Regions from separate parts of the Homo sapiens genome. Here regions 2 and 3 are each linked to region 1. The links are chromatin loops, found by intact Hi-C in ENCODE. Cell type or tissue: mammary epithelial cell. All regions are shown on one strand.

What was found. Peaks named below come from ENCODE experiments on the same cell type or tissue, not always from the same donor. Only the 100,000 strongest peaks of a DNase experiment are listed, where the experiment ranks them.
Region 2: it touches region 1 in a loop (9-fold over the local background); 57 of 110 quality-filtered maps call a loop at or near these places.
Region 3: a loop joins it to region 1, with 15 times the contacts of the local background. A loop is called at or near these places in 3 of 110 quality-filtered maps.

What each region holds. Positions count from the first base shown.
Region 1 is chr10:70,360,070-70,368,069 of GRCh38, reverse strand. The region is part of intron 2 of LRRC20 (leucine rich repeat containing 20); the gene reads left to right. Among named protein-coding and RNA genes, the nearest start is that of LRRC20, 19 kb to the left of the region's middle. In mammary epithelial cell, a CTCF peak has its summit at 3,372 (motif pointing right); a DNase peak (open chromatin) is centred at 3,479; H3K4me3 peaks cover 201 bases; H3K27ac peaks cover 1,088 bases.
Region 2 is chr10:70,261,473-70,269,472 of GRCh38, reverse strand. It overlaps NPFFR1 (neuropeptide FF receptor 1), which reads left to right. Exons shown (of 4, transcript NM_022146.5): 2 at 3,082-3,396. Among named protein-coding and RNA genes, the nearest start is that of NPFFR1, 19 kb to the left of the region's middle. RefSeq lists a silencer at 4,086-4,380. In mammary epithelial cell, CTCF peaks have their summits at 1,663 (motif pointing left) and 4,170; a DNase peak (open chromatin) is centred at 1,862; H3K27ac peaks cover 1,584 bases.
Region 3 is chr10:69,965,041-69,973,040 of GRCh38, reverse strand. No RefSeq gene overlaps it. Among named protein-coding and RNA genes, the nearest start is that of LINC02636, 40 kb to the left of the region's middle. In mammary epithelial cell, a CTCF peak has its summit at 4,001 (motif pointing left); no DNase peak of the experiment used is centred here.

The DNA.
Region 1 (8,000 bases):
GGAGGTTGCAGTGAGCCAAGATTGTGCTACTGCACTCCAGCCTGGGTGACAGAGCGAGACTCCATCTCAAAAAATAACATAACATAACATAACATAACATAACATAACATAGGCAGATTTATGGGCAATACTCCAGAGCTGTGAAAATAGAATCTGTGAGGGCGGGGGCTGGTAGTGTGGATTTTAGCAGGCCTCCCAGATGATTCTGCCATGCCTTGATCTTATGTATTTTATTGTTATAATTTATATATATAAAATTTACCCTTTTTAGTATATAGTTGAGTTCTGACAAACATATGTTTTTATAACCAACCACAACAAGACTCAGAACCTTTTTATCACCTCATGCTCCCCTGCAGCCAAACCCTCCCCATCCCTGGTACCTGGGAGTCACTGATCTCTTTTCCATCGCTGTGGTTTTGCCTTTTCTAGGATATCATGGAAATGGAATGATAGAGTAAATAAGCTCTTGAGCCTGGCTTCTTTCACTTTAGCATCACGTGTTTGCGATTCATCCATGTTTGGTGGGAATCAGTAGTTTGTTCCTTTCACTGCTGAACAGCTTTACATGGTGTGGGTGTTCCATGATCCGTTTATCCTTTCATCTGCTGAAGGACATTTGGACTGTTTCATTTTTTAACATCACGAACAAAGCCTGTAAACATTTGCATACAGGTTTTGCTGTGAAGCAAAGTTTTCTTTTTCTTTTTCTTTTTCTTTTCTTTCTTTTTTTTTTTTTTTGAGACCGGGTCTCACTCTTTTGCCCAGGCTAGAGTGCAGTGCAGTGGTATGATCTTGGCTCACTGCAGCCTCCGCCCCCTGGGCTCAAGCGTCCTCCCACCTCAGCCTCCTGACTAGCTAGGACTACATGTGTGCACCACTGTACCTGGCTAATTTTTGTATTTTTTGTAGAGATGGGGTCTCCCTGTGTTGGCGAGGCTGGTCTCAAACTCCTGGGCTCAAGCATTCCTCCTGCCTCAGCCTCCCAAAGTGCTGGGGTTATGGGCACAAACCACGGCATCTGGTCAGTAAAGTTTTCATTTCTCTCAGATAAATACATAGGAGTAGGATTGCTGGGTTGTACAGTTGTCCCTCCATATCTGAGGGGATTGGTTCCGGGAGCCCCACAGATACCAATATTCAAGGATACTCAAGTCCTTTGTATAAAGTGCTATAGTATTTGCATCTAACCTACACACATCCTTTTGTATACTTTAAATCATTTCTAGATTACTTATAGTACATAATACAATGTAAATGCTATGTAAATAGTTGTATTGCTTTTTAAAATTTGTATTATTTATTTATTTTCAAATATTTTCTGTGTTTGGTTGAATTTGTGGGTACAAAACCCACAGGTATAGAGAGCCAACTCTATATATTAAGTATATGTTTGACTATAAAAAACTACCACACTCTTTTCCAAAGAGATTGAGAGCTCCAATTGCTTCACATCCTTTTCAACACTCGGTATGTTTTTTACTTGTATACATTCTCTAGGGTGTAATGTATCTCATTGTAGTTTGATTTATTTTTTCTTTTTTTATAGTATTAAGAGGTGTATCATTGTAGTTTTAATTTACAGTTCTCTGATGATGAGTGATATTGAACATCTTTTATTTTTATTTTATTTTATTTTTTTTTTGAGACAGAGTTTCACTTCTTGTCACCCAGGCTGGAGTACAGTGGCACAATCTCAGCTCACTGAAACCTCCGCCTCCCAGGTTCAAGTGATTCTCCTGCCTCAGCCTCCCGAGCAGCTGGGATTACAGGCGCCTGCCACCATGCCTGGTTAATTTTTATATTTTTAGTAGAGACGGGGTTTCACTATGTTGGCCAGGCTGGTCTTGAACTCCTGACCTCAGGTGATCTGCCTGCCTCAGCCTCCCAAAGTGCTGGGACTACAGGCATGAGCCACGTTCCTGGCCGACGTTGTACAACTTTTCATGTGCTTGTTGGCTATCCATTCGTTTTTTGTTGTTGTTTTTTTTTTTTTTTTTGAGCTGGAGTCTTGCTCTGTCACCCAGGCTGGAGTGCAGTGGCACAATCTCGGCTCACTGCAGGCTCTACCTCCCGGTGTTCACGCCATTCTCCTGCCTCAGCCTCCTGAGTAGCTGGGACTACACGCGCCTGCCACCTCGCCCAGCTAATTTTTTGTATTTTTAGTAGAGAGGGGTTTCACCGTGTTAGCCAGGATGGTCTCGATCTCCTGACCTCGTGATCCGCCCGCCTCGGCCTCCCAAAATGCTGGGATTACAGGCGTGAGCCACCACACCCGGCCTATCCATTCGTTTTTGATTAAATCTCTATTCGAATCTTTTGCCCATTAAAAAACATTGGGTTTTCTTTCTTTTTAGTTTTGTTTTTTCGAGGTGGGGTCTTGGTATGTTGCCCAGGCTGGAGTGCAGTGCTGTTCACAGGCACAATCATTGCACACTGTAGCCTGGAACTCCTGGGCTCAAGAGATCCTCCTATTTCAGCTTCCAGAGTAGCTGGAACTACAAGTGCATGCCACCTGCCTGGCTCACATTTTTAATTTTGATGAAATTTAATTTATCGTTTTATCTTTTATACATGATACTTTTGGTATTGTATGTGAGAAGTCTTTGCCTAACCCAAGGTCAAGAAGATTTTCTCCTATCAGGATCATTTGGTTATTGGTTAAGCATGCAGATCCACGGACCCTATTCTAGAGCTTTAAAAGTTGAATCTCGCCGGGCGCGGTGGCTCGCGCCTGTAATCCCAGAACTTTGGGAGGCCGAGGTGGGTGGATCACGAGGTCAGGAGTCCGAGACCAGCCTGACCAACATGGTGAAACCCCGTCTCTGCTAAAAATACAAAAATTAGCTGGGCTTGGTGGCACACGCCTGTAATCCCAGCTACTCGGGAGGCGGAGGCAGGAGAATCTCTTGAACCTGGGAGGCGGAGGTTGCAGTGAGCTGAGATGGTGCCACTGCACTCCAGCCTGGGCGGCAGAGCAAGACTTCATCTCAAAAAAAAAAAAAAAAAAAAAAAAGTTGAATCTCAGAGAGGACCTGGTGATCTGAATTTTAACATGAACTGTGTCTGATTCTTCTTTGCCTTGAATTTTGAGAATCACTGGCTTACTGTTTGCAATTTGGAGCTTCCTGTCCTGATGGCTGCTGCGGGGTGGGGCAGGGGCATTGCCTGGCAGGGTTCTGGATGTGCATGTGGGAGATGATGAATAAATACGGACATGGATGTGATGTGCTCCTGGGGAGGGACCTGAGCAGCTAGGCTGGGAGCTGTGGAATCAAACAGGGAGACCAAGGCTAGCGCGAGGGGTGTGTCCACCTTTCGTCCCTCCCGGGCCCACCTGCGCTTTGGCTGAGCGCTTGCTTCTTTCTGTACTAGCCAGCAGATGGCGCCCTGTCACAGGCCAAGCCAAGGACCGGAAGCCGAGCCCAGGGACCTGGCCAGGCTGTTGCTGGGTGAGCTGTTGCTGGGTGTTCTGACCAAGGCTTCCACTCCCTTCTTGTGTTTATGTTCCTGTCCAACCCCTGCAGGGACCTGATGTTGCAACCCCTTTTCTGAACAAGAGTACTCAGGAAACACTTAATAGATACCCACTGAATCACAACATTTTCTTCGTTCAGAAATTGCCACTGGCTCCTCTTTCAAAAAACACACTTTGAGCAGCTGCTGTGTGTGCCCTGCCTGGAGGGCAATGCATGTGCCCGGGAGTGCCCAGTCTGGAGGGGAGGCAGACATCGCTCTAGCACACTCTTACACTGAAAGGGGGCTGCCAGGGACTGGAGTGGGAGCTGCTTTTCTGGCCTGGTGGGGTGGTGATCTTGGCCCTCACCAGGGCTTGTTGGCCTGTAGTTCCTGGCCCAGAGCTGAGGCCGGCATCTGGTAGGGGTGAGGGGAGTGTGTTTTGCTGTGATGTTTCCTGGCCTGGCGAGTCCTGAGGGTCAGCCTGGCACAGTCCAGCTCTGAGAGCATGGGGGAGGGACTGCGTTCTCACACAGCAGCTCCCAGATGGCTGGGGCTGCCTGGCTTTGTTTGCCACAAGGGCTGAGGCCTCAGATCTGCCATCCTTGGCTCTCTGCCTCTCGCAGGAAGCAGGTGGGAGTTTACCAGGGAGGAGAGGGGGCTGGAGGTCCCCACTGCAGGGTCTGTGCTGCTCTCCCAGGGGGACTGAGCTCCTCTGTAAGGAGACAGACCTTTCCCAACTCTGCCTCCTCTGTGGTGTGCTGTGTTGGGGGTTGACTTGGAGCCTTCTGCCTAGCATGCCACCTCTAGACTTGCTCTGTCTGGATTGGGGCTCCTGGGAGGCTAAGAAAGACCCTTCTCCCTCTTCTCCTGTGCCCCCTGGGGAGGGCTTTCTTCCCTTGAGGGCTCTGCACCTATTTGAAAGGAAGGCTTTGTATCCCTGGGTGGGCACTTCTCTGTCTTGACACCTTTGGTTTTTGAGCTGGATAATTCTTTGTTCTGGGGAGCTGTCCTGTGCTTGGTAAGATGTTTAGCAACATCCTAGCCTCTACCCACTTGAGGCAAGATGCCTTAGTTCATTCAGGCTTCCATAGCAAAATATGAACAGCAGAGATTTATTTCTCACAATTCTGGAGGCTGGGAAGTCCAAGATCAAGGCACTGGCAGGCTCAGTGTTTGGTGCAGGTCTGCTTCCTGGTTCATTAACAGATGTTTCTCACCATGTCCTCCGTGGGTGGGGGGCCAGGGAGAGACTTTTCTGGGGTTTCTTCCTTCCTCCCTTCCTCTCTCTTTTTCCTTCCTTCCTTCCTTGAGAGAATGTTCTGGGGTTTCTTCTCCCCTCCCCTCCCCTTCCCTCCCCTCCACCCTTCCCTCCCTTTGCCCAGGCTGGAGTGCAGTGGCTCAAACTCTTAGGCTAAAATGATCCTCCTGACTCAGCCTCTCGAGTAGCTGGGACTACAGGCACACATCACCATGCCTGGCTAATTTAAAATTTTTTTTTTTTTTAATAGAGATAAGTCTCACCATCTTGCCCAGACTAGTCTCGAACTCCTGGGCTCAAGTGATCCTCCCATCTCAGCCTCCCGAAATCTTGAGATTATAGGTGTTACAGGTTTGAACCACTGCACTGGCCTGGGGGTCTCTTTCATAAGGACACTAATCCTGTCCATGGGGGCTCCACCCTCACGACCTAATCACCTCCCAAAGGCCCCACCTCAAATGCCATCACATTAGAGATTAGATTTTAACCTATGAATTTTGGGGTGACACATACATTCAGTTGATAACACTAGTAGCACCCCCTGCCCTCACTCCACCCCCAGTTGTAACAGCCAAATTTGTCTCCAGACATTTCCAAATGTCCCCTGGGGGCAAAACTGCCCCCCTTGAGGCACGCTGCTCTGGGAGGTCATGTCTGTAAGGGGCCAAGCCTGGCACTGGGTGGAGTCAGCTCTGTCAGGACAGGGCTCACGCCAAGTGAAGCTGGGTGAGGTGAAAAGATGAGAGTTCTGTTTTACAGGAGGCTGTGGTCCAGAAATGAGGAAGCTGGGGTTCTGGTCCTCACTCTAACTCCCCATTGCAGGGCCCAGTTCTCATCTGTCAAATGTGGGACTCCAGCGCTGACCTTTAGCAGTTCTGTCTGTATTAAACCCTCATCGGCTTCTTCTACACAATGAGTAAAACCCAAGATCATACCACAAAGCTGTGGATGACCTGACACTTGCAAAATTCTCTGACTGCACTTTGAGTAGCTTGGGGCTTCCCTCATCTTTACAGCCCAGACTATCAGTCCTTTGAACTATTAAGCCTTTCTAGCCACAGGCCTTTGCACATACTGTTCCCTTTGCCTGGGATGCTCTTCCCTGTTCTTCACGTGTCTGGGCCCTTCTTATACTTTAAGGCCCAGCCTAAATGCTTCTTTTTTTCTGAGACAGAGTCTTGGCTCTGTCACCCAGGCTAGAGTGCAGTGGCACGATCTCAGCTCACTGCAACCTCCGCCTCCTGGGTTCAAGTGATTCTCGTGCTTCAGTCTCCTGAGTAGCTGGGATTACAGGCGTGTATCACTATTGGCTAAATTTTTGTATTTTTAGTAGAGACGGGGTTTCACCATGTTGGCCAGGCTGGTCTCGAACTCCTGGTCTCATGTGATCCACCTGCCTTGGCCTCCCAAAGTGTTGGGATTACAGGTGTGAGCCACCATGCCCGGCCTGAATTTAAGATCTTTTTAACTGGCATCTGCCTCAATCTCAGTTGACTGTTTTTGGCTAAGGTGCTTATTTTTGTCGTGCTCCAGTTCATCCTCGAGATTCCTGGTTTTGTCACATTCACTCCGGCAGATGTGTATTTACTGTGTCCTGTGTCTGTGTACCGTTCTGCAGAGGATGGGATGGGAGGGTGAGGGTGGGGGAGGGAGCCAATGACTGGGCCCCGGCAGGTGTGCCTTCAAGTTGTGCACTTGCTGTGATTTCCACCTTGATCGTCCTTTCCCCAAATCTTTGTATGCCCTGCTCTTTTTTTATTCTTTTTTATTTGTTTGCTTCTCTTAACACTGTACCTCTCAGATCTTATCCTTTTTATTCTTGTCTCAGCTAAATGTCACTTCCTCCTAGAAGCCCTTCCTGATCACCCTAGTGAGGGTTGCCCCTGCCCCTGCCTCAGTTACCTGCTCTCCCATTATACCGTTTTGTTTTCTTGAGGGCAGTTATCACTGCTTGCCATTCCCTCATATACTGCCTTCTCGCCACACTAGGGCGTAAGCTCCCTGAGGGCAGAGACTCACTCTCTCTTGCTCACCATCATATCCTCGGACAGTGCTGGCATATAGTGGATACTCAGGAAATATTTGTCTGATGAGTGAGTGCATCTGATTTTCCCAGCTCTGGAGAGGTGATATTTCATGTCACTTATCAAAGGAGAAACTGAGGCCTCATGAGCTGCAGTGGTTTGTGTGGACGCTCACAGCCAGCAAATCTTAAAATCTTGTGCTGAGATTTGAACTTGAATCTGTTGGCCTCCTGTGCCTTCATTCTCTCTTTCTCTCTCTCTCTCTTTTTTTTTTTTTTTTAGAGATGGGGTCTCACTCTGTCTTCCAGTCGGGTGCAGTGGCATGATCATAGCTCACTGCAGCCTCAACCGTCTAGGCTCAAGTGGTCCTCCCACCTCAGCTTCCTGAGAGTAGCTGCGACTATAGGCGTGTGCCATTATGACAGTTCCCATACCCTCTTTAACATGCCACCCATTTCAGTGGGACCTAATTTCTGCCCTCTGGGAGCTCTCTGCCCTGCTAGGAAGAGTGAGACAAACACGTTGACAACTTTCATGTGAGACACAACGGGATAGGGACCCTGACAGAGCTGGCAGAAATGCAGTGGGCCCAGTGTGGTGGCTCACACCTGTAATCCTCGCACTTTGAGAGGCCAGGGCGGGAGGATCACTTGAACCCCGGAGTTCAAGACCAGCCTAGGCCATATAGTGAGACCACTGTCTCTACAAAAAAACTAAAAGAAAAATTAACCGGGCAGGGTGGCGTGAGCCTGTAGTCCCAGCTACTCAGGAAACTGAAGCAGGAGGATCACTTGAGCCTGAGAGGTCTAGGTTGCAGTAAGCTATGATCATGCCACTGCACTCCAGCCTTGGCTATAGAGTGAGACCCTGTCTCAAAAGAAAAGAAATGAAGAGCAAGAGAAGGAGGAAGAAGAGGAGGAGGGGGAGGAGGAGGAGGGAGATGGGGAGGAGGAGGAGGAGGAGGAAAGCAATGAGGAACCAGGTGTGGTGACTCACACCTGTAATCCCAATGCTTTGGGAGGCAGACTGGGATCACTTGAGGCCAGGTATTTGAGACCAGCATGGGCAAGATAGCAATACCCCATCTCTAGTAAAAACAAAAATAAAAGAAATGCGGATGGGCGCAGTGGCTTACGCCTGTAATCCCAGCACTTTGGGAGGCTGAGGCGGGTGGATCATGAGGTCAGGAGTTCAAGACCAGCCTGGCCAAGATGGTGAAACCCCGTCTCTACTAAAAATACAAAAATTAGCCGGGTGTG
Region 2 (8,000 bases), 99 kb after region 1:
AATATTATGTTAAAAGCTGATGGCACAGTGGCTCATGCCTGTAATCTCAGCACTTTGGGAGGCCAAGACAGGAGGATTGCTTGAGCTTAAGAGTTCAAGACCAGCCTGGGCAACGTAGTGAGACCTCATCTCTACAAAATAACCTTAAATTAACCCAGCTTGGTGGCGCACGGCTGTAGTCCCGGCTACTCAGGAGGCCGAGGCGGGAGGATTGCTTGAGCCCAGGAGGCAGAGGTACATCACCTGAGCCCCCTGATTGAGCCAGCACCACAAAGAGAAAGGCCACTGGACAAAATCTGATCAAGACTCTAGATCTGACTGCCAAGTACAGGTAATACAGGGAACAGAGAGCAGAACATGTAAAATGACATCATGAGGGAGCAATCAGAAAAATCCAGCCTGCAGAAGTGCTACAGACCAACCACTCAGTCCATATGACAAACATACTGCAGAAGGGAAAAGAGACAGACTGGGGACCTGTGAACTAAAAGAGACTTCAGCATCACGTCTACCAAATGCAATATGGGGATGGTGGTAGACTTTATCATAATGGACCTTAATGAATCACACTTCCATGTCCACACCTCTTCTGCAATGCTATATTGCTTTTCTTCCTATCAACAGGAGAAACTATTTATCCACTGACTTGAACCTGGGCATCCCTTGTGACTTACTTGGGCCAATAAAATGTGACAGACGTGATGTGAAAATTCCAGAGTCTCGGACTTAAGAAGTTGTAGCTTCTTTTCTTGCTCTCTTGGAACCCTGAGACCACTGTTCTCTGAAGAAGCCCACACTAGCTTCCTGGAGGATGAGAGGCTGAGTGGAGAACTGAGACATCCCAGCCAATGGCCAGCACTAATCACCAGCCATGTGAGGGACACCTTGGACCTCCCAGCCCCAGCTGAGCCAGCAGATAACTACAGCAGCTGCACGAGAGTCCCAAGAGAGACCAGGAGAAGAACTACTCAGATTGCCAAGCCACAGTGCTGTACCATTAAATTTTGGGGTGGTTCACAACATAATAATAGGTAATAGAAACAGAAATCTTGCTCCGATCCACACTCAAACAAACCAACTATTTAAAAAATTATGAAACAATCAGGAAATTTTGCTGGATGCTGGCTATTTAATGATATAATTACATAATTGTTAATTTTGTTAGGTTTGATAATGATGGAAACCACATTTTTTCATGTTGTTTTTTTGAGTCCTTATTTTTTAAAGGTACAAACTGAAACATTTATGGATGAAAGGAAGTAATGTCTGGTATTTACTTCAAAATAATCCAAAGAGAAGTGGGGATATGGATGAAACAACTCCAGGCCTCGAGTTGATAACTGTTGAAAGCAGATGATGTATACATGGGGGTTCTTTATATGATCCCTCTAATAACAGCTCATTAAACTTTATACTCTTGTATATGTTTATTACAATATTCTCTCTTCTACATGTTTGACATTTACCATATTAAAATAAAGATGTTTGAGTACAGTTGGAAGTCCTTGGAAGGCCTAAACCTGGGAGTATCATCTCTCATCGGGCACAGGAAGTTTGCAGGTTGTCCGCCTCCCGCCGCAGTCCCTCTGCCCCATCCCAACACTCACCGCAGTGCCCCCTGCTGGTCCCTGCAGCCCTGATGATGCCAGCTCGCTGGCCCTGCTCCTCTGAGGGTCTCTAACCTCCAGGCCCCCAGCCTCCATTGAGCCTCCAGGCCAGTGGCTGAGTTCTCGGTGTGACAGAAAGATTCCACAGGGACTCTTCATCCCCTGGAATAGGCCTCAGGAGGAAAGTTTATGACACAACATCATGAGTCACCCCAACTAATGACTTCCCAGAAGAGCTGTGGTTGGACACTGAGCCTTCCCTTCGAAGCAAGCCTGGGGAAACACACACCAAAGCCTGGTCCTAATTCACAGACACACAGAGCAGGGCCAGCTGTGCTGCAGCATCATTGGAGGACCTTGAGCAAGTCATGGAACCTTTCTGACCTCCATTTCAAATGAAGCTAACACCTTAGGGTAATTCAATGAGGGTTTAAAAAAAATACAAAAGAAAACAAATGAGGCTAATACCTAATGACTTACATCATGGGATGGCTCGGAGAGCTAAATAAAATAATAGATGTGGAAGTGTTATGTTAAATGCTATGCAGGCAGAACAGCTGATCATGGGATGGGAGGAGGCAAAGGTTGAGCAGGAGCCCCTGCTTTGGATGTTCTGCTGAATGTGATGTGCCTCTTCTCCTTAGCCCTGGTTCACAGTTCCCCTTCATTCTCCCTTTCTCTACTGCCTTCTTGCCTTTCTCAACTAAAGTTCCATGGAGGAGATGAAGGGGAACGACATCAAAGAGTTTGAGGGTATAATAATTGGGTCCCAGCAGAAAACAAATGGTGCACTCAGAAAGGGTTTAACTGAACAGAGTTTAATGGAAGAAGAGAGGGTTAAGAGAACCAGCCAGAAACGGTGAAGCACCCAGGGACTCACAACCACAGGAAGCTGTTACCATTGAGTGCAAGGAGAGGGAAGAGTGTTACTGTAGTCAGGTGAGGGCTAGAGCCATGAAAGGGGACTCACCCAATAGGAGCAGGCTGTGGCTATAGGGAAAAACAGCTGCTGAAAGAATTGGGCCAGGCAGGAAGGGAATCAGAAGACAAACACCCTGACCTCTCTCTCTGCTCCTGCCCTCCCATCTCCTTCAGGGCCTGGCATTGGCTGAACCCAGCTAGAAGCCAGAAGACAAGGGAACCAGGGCAATGCAGAACTTAGAGGTTAGCCTCTGGGGCACACAGGAGGGCCAAGAAAGTTGGAACCTAAATGGGATGGGGGAGTTAATAAAGAAAAACCAACATTGGAGAATGAGTTATGGGCAAGACAGGGCATGAAGTACAAGACCAGGGTTTGAGTGGTTGTAGGCTGAAAGTCTTGGATCAGTGCATCAAGTTGCAACTGGAGCTGGGGACATGCTTGGGGGACCAGGGCATGGTTAAGGTTTGGCACACAGAGGGTCTCATTAGTGGTGAGAAATCGGTAATCTCTTCTTTGCCTAAGGTCCTGACCAATATATTCCTTTGGTCCTAGGGGAGCCCTCCCAGCCTCCCAACAGCAGTTGGCCCCTAAGTCAGAATGGGACTAACACTGAGGCCACCCCGGCTACAAACCTCACCTTCTCCTCCTACTATCAGCACACCTCCCCTGTGGCGGCCATGTTCATTGTGGCCTATGCGCTCATCTTCCTGCTCTGCATGGTGGGCAACACCCTGGTCTGTTTCATCGTGCTCAAGAACCGGCACATGCATACTGTCACCAACATGTTCATCCTCAACCTGGCTGTCAGTGACCTGCTGGTGGGCATCTTCTGCATGCCCACCACCCTTGTGGACAACCTCATCACTGGTGAGTGCGGGCAGTTGGCAGCAGGAGTGTCCCCTACCCCCCACTTCAACTTCTCAGATAAGGCTGGAAATCAAAGCTTAGAAGACAGATATCATTGCTGGGCTGGCCTCTTGGCCATGCCGTGGTCTCGAACTCTCAAGACAGTCTTGGGGCTGAAGAGTTAGACTAGAAATAAGAGATTTAATGAATTTCCTGTTTTCTTTGTGCCTGGCATGATGTTACTTCTCATGCATTATCTTAATTCATCCTCACAACAATCCAGTGAAGTAGAGTTTATGGTCCTCCCCATTTTATGGAAGAGGAAACATGCTCGGAGTGGTTAAGAAACTGGTCTGTAGTTACACAGCTAATAGGTGTCAAGGTCAACATTCTCACACCCATACTTCTAATTATTGTATTATACCATTCAGTCCCACTCTCTCACGGAGCTCGCATGGGCAGAATTAGAGCCAGTGGGGAGAAGTGGAAGGGAGGCAGGTTTCCTCTGAATCGGGAACGAAAACTCCACTCATTTGAGCTGGAAATTGAGCAGGGCACAGAAGAGAGTCCTGCCTGTAAGTAATGAGCTCTCTGTCCCTTGGAGTGTCTAAGCAGGGACTGGCCGGCCACTCAGTGGACCACTTGACCTCTAAATTCCTGCCGGTGCATCCTGCAGATGTCAGAACAGTGCCATCTACTCTCTACTCTCTCATGCGACTGGCCTTTCTTGTTTTAGAATCAAGTTTCCACCAACCTGAGACTCCAGGTGAGGGACTGGTTTTCAGAGATATGGAGACCCCTAGAGGTCTGAGCCTGCAGATTCTGAGCTCAGAGCTCCCAGCAGCTCACTGGTCCTCAGGATCCAGAGCCTGGACAGCCCTATTCAGAGTGACTTCACTGACTCGGGGCAGAGGGAGCCACAGCCCACGTTTCTGTAGGTTCTAGGACCCAGGATGTGGAGCCAGTGCAGAGTCAGCTCCCCTCCACAGTACCAGCTCTGTCTGGTGGAACCGTTACCCACTGCTGAGTCCCAGCTTCCTTTGCCAATGCTGAACATAAACTGCATTCCTCTCCTTTCCAACACATAGACACACACACGTGTACTCAGGCACACATGTGCAGAGATGCACACATGCATACACATAAATACATGCATACCAGTCAACAGTGATATAATGAGGTCACTAGCTGGTTAAGGTGGCGTCTCCCCATCTTTTTCATACACTCATATTTAAAATATTGTTTGAATACATAAAACATTCAGATGATTCAATAGTCAAAAACTACCAAAATTCTCCAGTGAAAAATCTCCCTTCCGCCCCTGTCCTCTGGCCTCCCAGCTCTTCTCCCTCCTGGGAGGCAACCAGTGTTGCCAGTTTCTTGTGTCTCTTTCAAACACTATTTTATGCGAGTGCAAGCAAATTGAGGACATGCTAAGGTTCCAAACAGCCAGTCCCGTACTTTTACTTCCCACCACACCCCACTTAAAAATATACCATGTATGCTGTAAAAAAGATTCATTAAAATAAACTTACATGTTGTTATCCCATATTAATAAATAAAAGAGTTTCTCACTATTTTCACCAACTGCTTAGAATTCCATTGTATGGATGTACTACAATTTATTTTGATTTGTATTTATGTTGTTTCTAATAGAATCTTCTGCAATTAAATAAAACTTCACACAGCTTCACTATTTTTTCTTTCTTTTTTTTTTTTTTTTTTTTTTTTGGAGTCTCACTGTCACCCGGGCTGGAATGCAGTGCTGGGATCTCGGCTCACTGCAACCTCCGCCTCCCAGGTTGAAGTGATTCTCCTGCCTCAGCCTCCCGAGTGGCTAGGATTACAGGCTTCTGCCACCACACCCAGCTAATTTTTGTATTTTTAGTAGAGATGGGGTTTCACCATGTTAGCCAGTCTGGTTTTGAACTCTTGATCTCAAGTGACCTGCCTGCCTCGGCCTCCCAAAGTGCTGGGATTACAGGCATGAACCACCACACCGGCCTCTTTTTTTTGAGACAGTCTCACTCTGTCATCCAGGCTGGAGCGCAGTGCACGATCATGGCTTACTGCAGTCTCAACCTGCCTGGGCCCAGGTCCTGGGACTACAGGCATGTGCCACCACCAATGGCTAATTTTTCTATTTTTTGTAGAGATGGAGTTTTGTCATGTTACCCAGGCTTGTCTCAAACTCCTGGGTTCAAGCCATCTGCCCGCCTCAGCCTCCCAAAGTGCTGGGATTACAGGAGTGAGGCACCATGCCCAGCTTTTTCTTCCTTTCTTTCTTTTTGTTTTGTTTTGTGTTGGTTTTGTTTTTTTTTTAACTCACATACAGAAGGTTGAATCATTCATTCAGTTTACAGTTCATGGCACTATGTGATTTCACTCTGTTGCAAAGCTCTTCTTTTGTTTATTTGTTTCCTTCTATATACCTATTCCACTCTACATCTCTTCTCTGACCCATAGGCAGCCATTCTGTTATATTTCTGTCTTTTGTATGCATTCTCAGAAAATGTGCTGTGAATGGCCGGGCGCGGTGGCTCATGCCTGTAATCCCAGCACTTTGGGAGGCCAAGGCGGGTGGATGACAAGGTCAGGAGATCGAGACCATCCTGGCTAAAATGGTGAAACCCCATCTCTACTAAAAAATACAAAAAATTAGCCGGGCGTGGTCGTGGGTGCCTGTAGTCCCAGCTACTCGGGAGGGTGAGGCAGGAGAATGGCGTGAACCCAGGAGGCAGAGCTTGCAATGAGCGAGATCACGCCACTGCACTCCAGCCTGGGTGAAAAAAGAAAATATGCTGTGAATGTGTGCATGTTTTACATTTAAATATTTTTGTTAATATATAATTTAACATACATTAAAATCTGCCTTTTTAAGTGTATAGTTCCACAGGGGCTTTTTTGTTGTTGTTGTTGTTGCTTTTTAAAAAGACACGGTCTTGCTCTGTCACCAAGGCTGGAGTGCGGTGGTGAGATCATAGCTCACTGTGACCTCAAACTCCTGGCCTCAAGAGATCTTCCCACCTCAGCCTCCCCAGTAGCTGGGACTACAGAAATGCGCCACCATGTATGGCTAATTTTATTTTTAATTTTTGTTTTTGTAGAGTCAGAGTCTCACTATATTACCCAGGCTGGTCTTGAATTCCTGGGCTCAAGCGATCCTCCTGCTTCTTCCTCCCAAAGTGCTGGGATTACTACACCTGGCTGAGAATAGTATTTAGAAGCCAAGATCTGGGTTCTAGGTGTGCTCATGGGTATTGGGGTGTCATTTCTTCTAGGTGCTCTCAAGGGACAGAGCTAGGAAATATACGTATACTAACAGAAATATTTAACACACATATCTTTATTTCTATATCTGTCCATCTGTATGTGTATTAACATGAGTTCAGACTGATACCTCTGATTCTAACCCACTGTCACAGATTCATTTTAACTTGACCCTCTTCCTTAATGGTAACTTCATTTTCAGACAGTGAGAAATCTAGCTGTATTTATCTACAACATATTTACTTATTTGTTCAATCTTAGTATACACATAAGGTAGTTTCATTATTGCTAACATACTTCTGTGATTTGGGTTTGCCTGATATTTTCCCATAATTAAATCCAGTTTATTCAGTTTTGTCAAGAATATACAAGTTTAGTAATGACAGTACAGAATTTGTATACAGTTCTTTTTGCTGTTATAGTATACAGTCAAAATACTGTTTTGCAAAGTTACTCCAGTTCGTGTGTTCCTTCTTCACCCCTTCAGTGTAAATATTATTCAATTTAAATACAATATTATTCATTTGTAATATAATTAGACTTATTTGTTAATGTTTGTATTTTACTTTGGGTCCCCCCTCCCCAACCATATCCTGATAGATGTTAATTATTTATCTTGAGTAAGTGATTCATTGCCATGATTCTAAAAAGTCAGAACCATACAAAGATATACTCAGAGAGGCATCACTCTCATTATCTCACCTATCCCATTCATCCATTATTTCTACCCAGTTCTTATCTTCTCTCTGTATGGATAGCTAATCTCATTATTCTGATTTATCTTTTCTGTATTTCTTTGGTACAATGAGAAAATAACCATATATTTTCTTAATCTCTTTTTTCTCACATGAAGGGTAATATAGTACAGATAGTCTTTATACTTTGCTTTTTGCAAACCACATGCCTGTGGTTCCAGCTGCTCAGGAGGCTGAGGCAGGAGAATGGTTTGAGCCAGGAAGTTGAGGCTGCAGTGAGCCATGATCACACCATTGTACTCCAGCCTCAGTGACAGAGCGAGACCCTATCTCAAACAAAACAAAACAAAACAAACAAAACAACTGATGTCTGGGTCCTGTCACTAGAGATTCTGATTGTAACTGGCCTGGCATGGGTCTGAGCATTTGTTCTTTGCAAAGCTCTCCAGATGATTCTCGTGAGCAGCCAGTGTCGAGAACCACTGGCCTAGAACCCAAGACAGGGCTATGGGAGCAGAGAGCCAGGCAGGGCTGGACGGTCTAAAGCTCATGGAAAGAAATCACTGGTCAACATAAAGAAAATCTCACTAATACTGTTGACCCTTGAACAACATGGGTTTGAACTGCATGGGTCCATTTATATGAGGGTTTTTTTCAACT
Region 3 (8,000 bases), 400 kb after region 1:
GCCAATTCCACATCATTTGATTACATTTCTGCCTCCGGAAAAGGCTTCATCATGGAATGTTTGTTAGGCACTGATGAAGAAATTTTGGTCAAACCAAGAACATTCAGACTTAAGAATTTTGTTAAAAATTATTGAAACTTATTTCTTCCCCAGTGCTCTTAAAGGTCATAAGATCATTATGATTATTAATTATGGGCCTTTAGAAGTACCAGTAGAAGTTAACTTGACATTCAATTTCCATTTGGTTTTGTCCCAAAATAGAATTCAAGCAAAATACAATAATTAAACAAATTTCCTATATATAAAATTTTCATCCCTCAACCAATGAACACAATGACAATTAAGGCTTAGTAATTCCATGCCTTTGAGTACACCTTTTTACTTTCAAAGCATGTTGCATCTATTACCTTATTGAGTTTTAAAACAATGTTGGCAGCTGTTTTCAGTTTTAGATGAAGCTCCAAGAGGTTAACTGACTTAGTCAGGGCCCCACATCTGTTAATGAAAAAGTCAGAGCAAAACCCACTCTCCTGACCCTTCATCTTTTCCTCTTATATGGCACCATCTTACTTCCATTAGTTAGGAATGAAGTTTCTCTTTAATCATGAAACTCTTTCCCTTCTGAAGGACAGTAAAGGTATATAATTTCTAAAAAAAGAAAAAAAAAGAACAAGATATAGATGATTTGTAATTTATTACTTGGATCAACTTCCATTTTAGAAAAGACAGAAACAAAAAATATAGTTAATATTTACATTTTTTACAATGAAAAGTATTTACATCATAGAGAAGAAGTATGAAATGGCATATAAAACTCTAGAACAACACAAATAGCAAGGACTACAATTTCAGCAAAAAATTATCTGTCCATTTTTTTTCCTTATAAGTTGAAGTGTGTCAGGCTAACTGTTGTCTAACCGTTTTGCTAATTTAGCCAGTTCCTGCTTCATTTTTTTCATTTGATGGCTTTTTCGAAAGAGCCTTTATTTAGTGCAATTAGTAATTGGTCTTCCCACATCACTCTTTTGGGTTCACCTTTGATCTTTAGGATACCTATTACATTACTGTGGTTCAAGTCATTGGCCCCTGTGGTTCCCAGCGGGTAGGACCTCTTACTTAAAAGAACAGTTGTGTTCATTTGCTAAAATCCTCCACATCTGGACAGTAGCAAAGCTACATTTCAAAGAATAGGCTGTTTTGTTCAGCTAAGTCTTTCCATACAGAATACTTGTGTTGCATTCAAAGTCTAGCCCTGTATTTTATAGGACCAAGGCCCAGAAAGCCTGTCATTGCACCAGTGACAGAACTGGAACCAGAACCTAGGTCTTCTGTCTCCCCATGCAGGGACCTCACCCTGGTGTCACACTGCCCAGGATGGATGTGTTCAGGTTAGGGAGAAAGGTCTCTTCTGAACTGAGACCACACTGCCTGTCTCTGTGTGTGCTGCCTCACTGGTGAGCAGGGCCTGGGTCAACACATATTTCTAGAATTCCAGGTTGAAGTCTACCTGGAGGTGGAGAAGTAGGAAGCAAGAAGTTTTAAACAGATATGGCTATGGGCTAGCTGGATAGTCTGTCCCCCACTGCCAAAACACTTGAGGAGCCGTTTGTGAAGCTGTCTGCTCAGTAGGTTCTGAGCAAACCCTGGCCACTTGGGCTGTTTTTCTTGCTATTCACTCTCAGCCTGGAAGTTAGCAAAATGGAGAGAAGATGCCACTGTCAAGGGAAATATCTATCTTTGATGTGGTATATTCAGGCATTGGCAAACCGAATCACAGGCAATTAAAAATTAAAGTCAGAAGCGGAAAGGACAGAGTAGTTCAGCAGAGAAACAAGTTTTGTTGAAATAGCACCTGTTAATTGGAAGAAAACCATATAGATAGCATTTAAGAGGACCAAATTTTAAGGTCAATATCTGTCTATCAGAGAGCTTACAGCTTAATTTAAGCACAGCACTTTCCTATGTCTACGTACACAAATAGCTAACATACTTTCAAAATATCCAAGGTGATTAAAAAAATAGAGTGCACCAGAAAAAAAATCCAACATTAAGAATGATAACAGAATCATGGTGATAATGATCACAATAAAAGTAGAGACAGAACTTGAAACACCAAAGTATGTCAAAAAGTATTTACATATATGAAGTTAGAAACAGCACAACATATATAAAGTGGGTGCGAAGATTTAAACATTTCTGAATTATCTGAAGACTATGAGAAGGAAGAGAAACTCTGTTCTATAATTAAGCTAATTATGGAGATAAAATACTGTACATTTAAATATTGTACACCAAATAACAAGAAAAAAAGTTTAAACAAAAGAGCTAAAGTATCAAATGTATAAAATCCAATTGCTTTAATAAACAGGCAAGATCATCCTGGGCTGCCGTGGAAGTTTGCAGTGTTCAGTTGGGCAGAAAGGAAGTATTAAGAACAAGGGAACCAGGCACCTCCCCTTAGTATTCTTTTCCCAGCAAAATGCTATTTTTACTAAATTGCTGAAATATGATATGAGATTCTATACTCTTTCTTATAAAGAAAGCTCTCAAAATTATAGACTAATTAAAATTCCGTGGAGCCCCCTTTTTAGATTATCAACCAAAGAGGCCACGGGATGATTTTGTGCTTGGTGGAGTCTGGTGTAACAGACTAAAGTAGTTATGGATTATTGGAGAAAAACTGTGGTTGAAGGCACAGGTATTCTGCACAGGAGGGGTCCCTTTGGTCAGCACCAAGAGGCTGCATGTGTGGCCAGGGCCATGGGAGGCCCACAGAGACCACTATGCTCTGGGATTACTACCACCCAGTGGAATGCCGCTCTGGGGTCGCCAGGTTCTGCAGAAGACTTCTCCCTCATACTATGGTCAGCAGCCTGGTGTGGACAGGCTGGGGGCTATGGGCACTGACAATCAACACCACGCATATTTGAAGAACCCTATGTGAGTGCCTCAGGACCCAGAAGGACACCCACACAAGTGGCTATTTCAGAAAACAGCTGGAGAAATCAGACTTCCTTGAGGGCTCCTCTCAAAGTGGGGAGGGACATCTTTGGTTGATATTAAGTTAATATTTTGATAGGAAGACTGGAGGCTGTGTCTCGATATAGGAGCGGCCAGTTCCTGTGAGTTTGTGTGCCAGTTAACAGCGTATTTTCTTGCCAATTAATATAGTAGGACATTGCTCTGTTCTGTCTCTACCCCTGCTGGGTGACAGCTCATGTGACACCTGTTTTAACATGGTCCCTGCACAACCATATTCCCAGAGACATCACTCCATTCTATATGAACCCTGCAGTAACACCACAGAAAACACAGGTGCTGATTTTCTCTTCAACACAATCTATAAACTCTTTTGGCAACAGAACCACTTAGAGATTGACATTTTTACATTGATCATTCCAGAGCGTGTACACTGAACTCAAATGGCTTCGGTGATGGAAACTCTGTAGACCCCTGATCATTCATGGGAAATATTGGTGGGGGATCTTCTCTCAGGGTCTTGGATGGCCATGGAACTGGCTTGCTTACTTTTGGCTAAACCATAAACTAAAGAATTGGTTAAGAAAAAGACGAGTTATTCTATATTCTGCCATAAATACCAGGCACTCCGTTTCTCTGGATGTCTCATCGCTTGTTGGGGATCTAATCCCAGATTCCACCAAGCCATGCACTGAAGGGAAGCCAAATGGATTCCCTCTCTGAAAGGAAAGAGCATTTCTGGAAGCACTTGCTCGTCTTCTCAGCATGGGGAACTGTAGCCCTTCTTTGTTCACTGTAACTTTCCGCCCGGGTTTGGTGGGGAAAGGGTGGGTATCAACTCAAGCCTGAGCCAGAACATCTCTTTAAATCAACAAAATCCAGTAGGCCTAAAGAAAAGTGTGTTTGACTTACTGAAATCAACAGAAAAGTTACTGAATTATAGAAGCACAAAGTAGGACACCTGGTCTTCCCTTTTGGTTTTAAAGACCAGGAAGCGGAATCCATCCCTTTGCATTGTAGTTGGCTGCTGCCCTCTCCTGAGCTGAGTGTGTCACAGGCCTGTGCTGAGGAGTTTGCTGTGACATGTCGGACCTGACACCAACAGGAAACCCTAGACACTTTGCTTATGACCATGAAGCCAAAAAACAAAAAAACCCAAAACATTTCTTTACCCGTAGGACCTAATAGCAGTGTTTTATGAGACTTAGAACATAAACTAAAACTAAAAATTTTAAAAATGTACATTTTTTTTCCCCTGAAAGGGAACCTACTAAGATATATCTGTCAAAGAATCTATTTAAATGAAAGGCACCAGGAGTGTTTGACAGGAAAACAAAACTGTCACAAGGTTGACAATATTGTTGATGTTTTCTCCCTGGGTGTCGTTTTGCAGAGGTGAGCTGTGGTAGTGATCAGTGGGCTGTGCTGAAAGAAGTGTCTGGAGGCCTTGGGGGCAGAGGGAATGGTCAGGGGCATCGGAATGGAGACGAAAAGAGATGGAGACAGGAACAGGGGAGGGAGCCAAGGGGTCTGGGGGTGAGGAGCCGATAAGAGAGTATTGAAAAATAAAGAAAACAGTTAACAAGGGGGCGATGCAAGAGAAAGGGGTGAGGAATCGTCAGAGGACACCAAAAGGAAATGGGACTGTGTTAGGGAGAGCTATGGCCAAAGGAACCATCAGAGCTGAAGGGCTGGGGTCAGATTCTGTGAAGGGTCAGAGTTTGCTCTGGAGCTTTGGAGGCCATATGGTAACGTGCCAAAGAGCAGCAAGAAGGTAGAAGACTCTGAAGCTCTCCTACCATCTGCTTGGTACCACGAGGAGATGTGAGCCAGGGGCTCCCTAAGGATGTGAACATGGCACACACAGAGACGGTGACTGACCTGTCAGCCCGGGAAAGGCCCTGGGTTTTGGGAAATGACTTCTTTTTGGTAAGAGGCACGAGGGTGGACAGGGGGCTCTGGCAGGGGTCATGTTGGGCATGTGTGTGGTTGGGAAACCTTAGGTGAGGAGCCGGGAAGGCCTCACGTTGGGGGCTTAGCACCAGATGGCCTCACTGGGGGCGCTTCTGTCCTGAAGGAGAGTTCAGGGGAAACAACATTTTAAAAGTCATAGGAAATGTACAACAGTTAGCAAAATGAAGGCACCTTGCCTTTACATTGAAACAGAAATGATTAAAAAAACCAGCATACTGTATGCAGATAAATGTTTTCTTCTTCCATACAAAATACCCACTGCCTGCAGTATGGACAGGTCCTTAACAAAAATAACTACTGCAAGAAAAAAAGTAATGAGTTCGTGCTTTCATCATCTAGGGATTACTCTGGAAAATCTTTTTTTCCTAGTGCCTAATATGTGGAACCAGTCGGTCAGCTGTGACCGTCGTTATGCAATTCTGAAAATTAGGTTCTGCCTTACTTTCATATATATATATATATATATATATATATATATATATATATATATATTTTTTTTTTTTTTTTTTTTTTTTAAGACAGAGTCTCGCTCTGTTGCCCAGACTACAGTGCAGTGGTGCAATCTTGGCTCACTGCAACCTCCGCCTCCTGTGTTCAAGCAATTCTTCTGCCTCAGCCTCCTGAGTAGCTGGGACTCCAGGCGCCCGCCACCACACTTGGCTAATTTTTTGTACTTTTAGTAGAGACGGGGTTTCACCATGTTGGCCAGGCTGGTTTCGAACTCCTGACCTGAAGTGATCCTCCCATCTTGGCCTCCCAAAGTGCTGGGGATTACAGGGGTGAGCCACTGCACCCAGCCTGACTTACTTTTAAAAGTATACGAAACCCTCCATTAACCGAACTGAAGTTTGCCACAAGACACAATGAAATAGAACTTTTTCTGCTGATATACTGAGGTAATGACGTTTAAACTTAAGACGTCAGATTGATCACATGGGGAGTCTGCCCAGCGTGTCTCCAAGGGCACAGGGGGGCAGGAGATAGAAGGAGGGAGGTGGGGGCAGGACCAGGATGGAGGAAACATTGCAGGCTGGAGCCCTCTGAAGAGAAAAACCTCATTTAACGAGCAATATGGGGAACTGGAATTTTAAAGCAAAAATAATTTAAGTTGCTGACTTTTCTAGGAGAAAGGGAAAAAAATCTCTTATGAACATTTATGGACTTTAGTTTGAAAAAGCAACTTCCTAGATCTATCCTCATGTCTTTCCCCAAGCTGGCCACCATTTCCACATCTTCATTACTCAGTGTCCACAGTGTTTATCAGTCAGGCCTTCTTCATGCCTCCAAGGAGGTCCTCTTTGAACCTAATTTCACCAGAAATTTTAACGAACCATTCTTAAGTGATTCCATGTAATTGAGGTTTGTCTATGAAAAGCAAGGTTATTTTTTGTTTTTTGTTTTTCTGAACAGCAAACACTAGCAATCGCATTGTCTAGCCTTTGCATGGCTCTTTACTGTGTTCCAAGTGCTTCCACAGAGATAGCCCTCATATCACCTGGGAGGTAGGCAGTGCCTGCCCCAGGTCACACATGAGGGACTGGAGGCTCAGAGCATGGGCGGCACTTGCCTACGGTCACTCTGCTAGCACGCTGTGGCCGGAGCAAGCACCCGATCTCCTTACTCCCATCCCAGCCCAAGTGCTTTCCCACTGGCTGGGGGAGCTGCAGGCACGTTTATTTTGGCAGACTTTGCAATAAATTGCTTTGTCTTTGGAATGAGTGGAGTGCAAGAAAAATGTCTCTTAGCAAGCAGTTTCACTGCATTTGTGATCTTACAGTGAGCCCTGGGACTTGGCTGTGTCTTCTTAGAAGGTGGTCGTGATGGGTTTGTCTTCCTCGACTGTTGTAGGTTTAGAGCGGGGTGGTTTGCTGGCAGGAGATGAAGACCATTTGACTATATACAAATGTACAGGATCCTGTGAGTCATCTGGAATCCTCAAACCCACTCACACGTGTGTCATTTTAAATAGGGATGCCTTTTATTTCTGCCATGCCCTGGGAAGGGCAGGAGGGTTGGGTGACTGGTTAACTTGGCTGTGAAAAATCTCTAAGTACCCACTGAGCCTCACATCACATCTGGATCACCATCGGGGTGCATTAGCTGTGACTTTTGCTGCATCCAGTCATGCACATGTGCCCTTGACCCCAACGGGGCCGCAATGGACCTGCGCAATTTGTTTGCAGCCCTGGACATACTGCTCCTCCCCATGTAATGAGGCTGCTGTTCCTACTTTACAATAAGCACCAAAAGAGAGGAGAGAGATGAGGTTATCAAATGAAGATCAGGAGTGTGCTTTAACCCACAAGCCTTGTGGGCCAGATACTGTGAATGGGAGAAAACACTAAATTTGCTCTAAAGCATTTTCTTTAACCCACCAGGGCCGAGGAAAGATGTTGTTATGAATTTAAAGTCAGAATCCCAGCATTTAAAGTCAAATCACCAGAATGGCCTGGTAACCCTGGCGACCCAGCCTCTCCATCTTAAAATAGTGTCGGGGAAAAATTCCCTCCAAATGTTTGTTTATTCAAGATCTTTCTATCCTTTGAATGTCCCCTGCCCTTCATTTCTGCCTTCCGCTGGCCTGTCTGTCCTGCCTTCGGTGAGAGTTGTCATTTGTGTTCTGATCATATCCCACTCGCCCAGGTGCATGGAGGTGAGAACAGGGGCGTGTTCACTTTGTTCTCCACACAATGTCCACCTGGCCCTGTGGACACCTGAGGCCATTGGTGAATGGCTGCAGCTACAAGGCACCAGGAGGGGTTGAGCTGTTGCCAGAGCTTGGCTTGGAAGGGCTGGAGGATGACGTGGGTATTGGGTCATTGTCACTGTGACCACCTGCTGGTTTGCCAGGTTGACATCTGCTGTCACAGCCTACTGACTACCAGGGCCCTTCTTAATTGCAAAGTGTCCTGGATAGAACAAGAAAATATGGTCATTCTATTCACTGAAGAAGCAAGCAGCAAGGTGGTTTGAGTGTCATGACAAAGGGAGATGTAAGGTGGTTAATTTCCAGCCACTGTCCCTTCAACAATTTTGCTAAGAGGGCT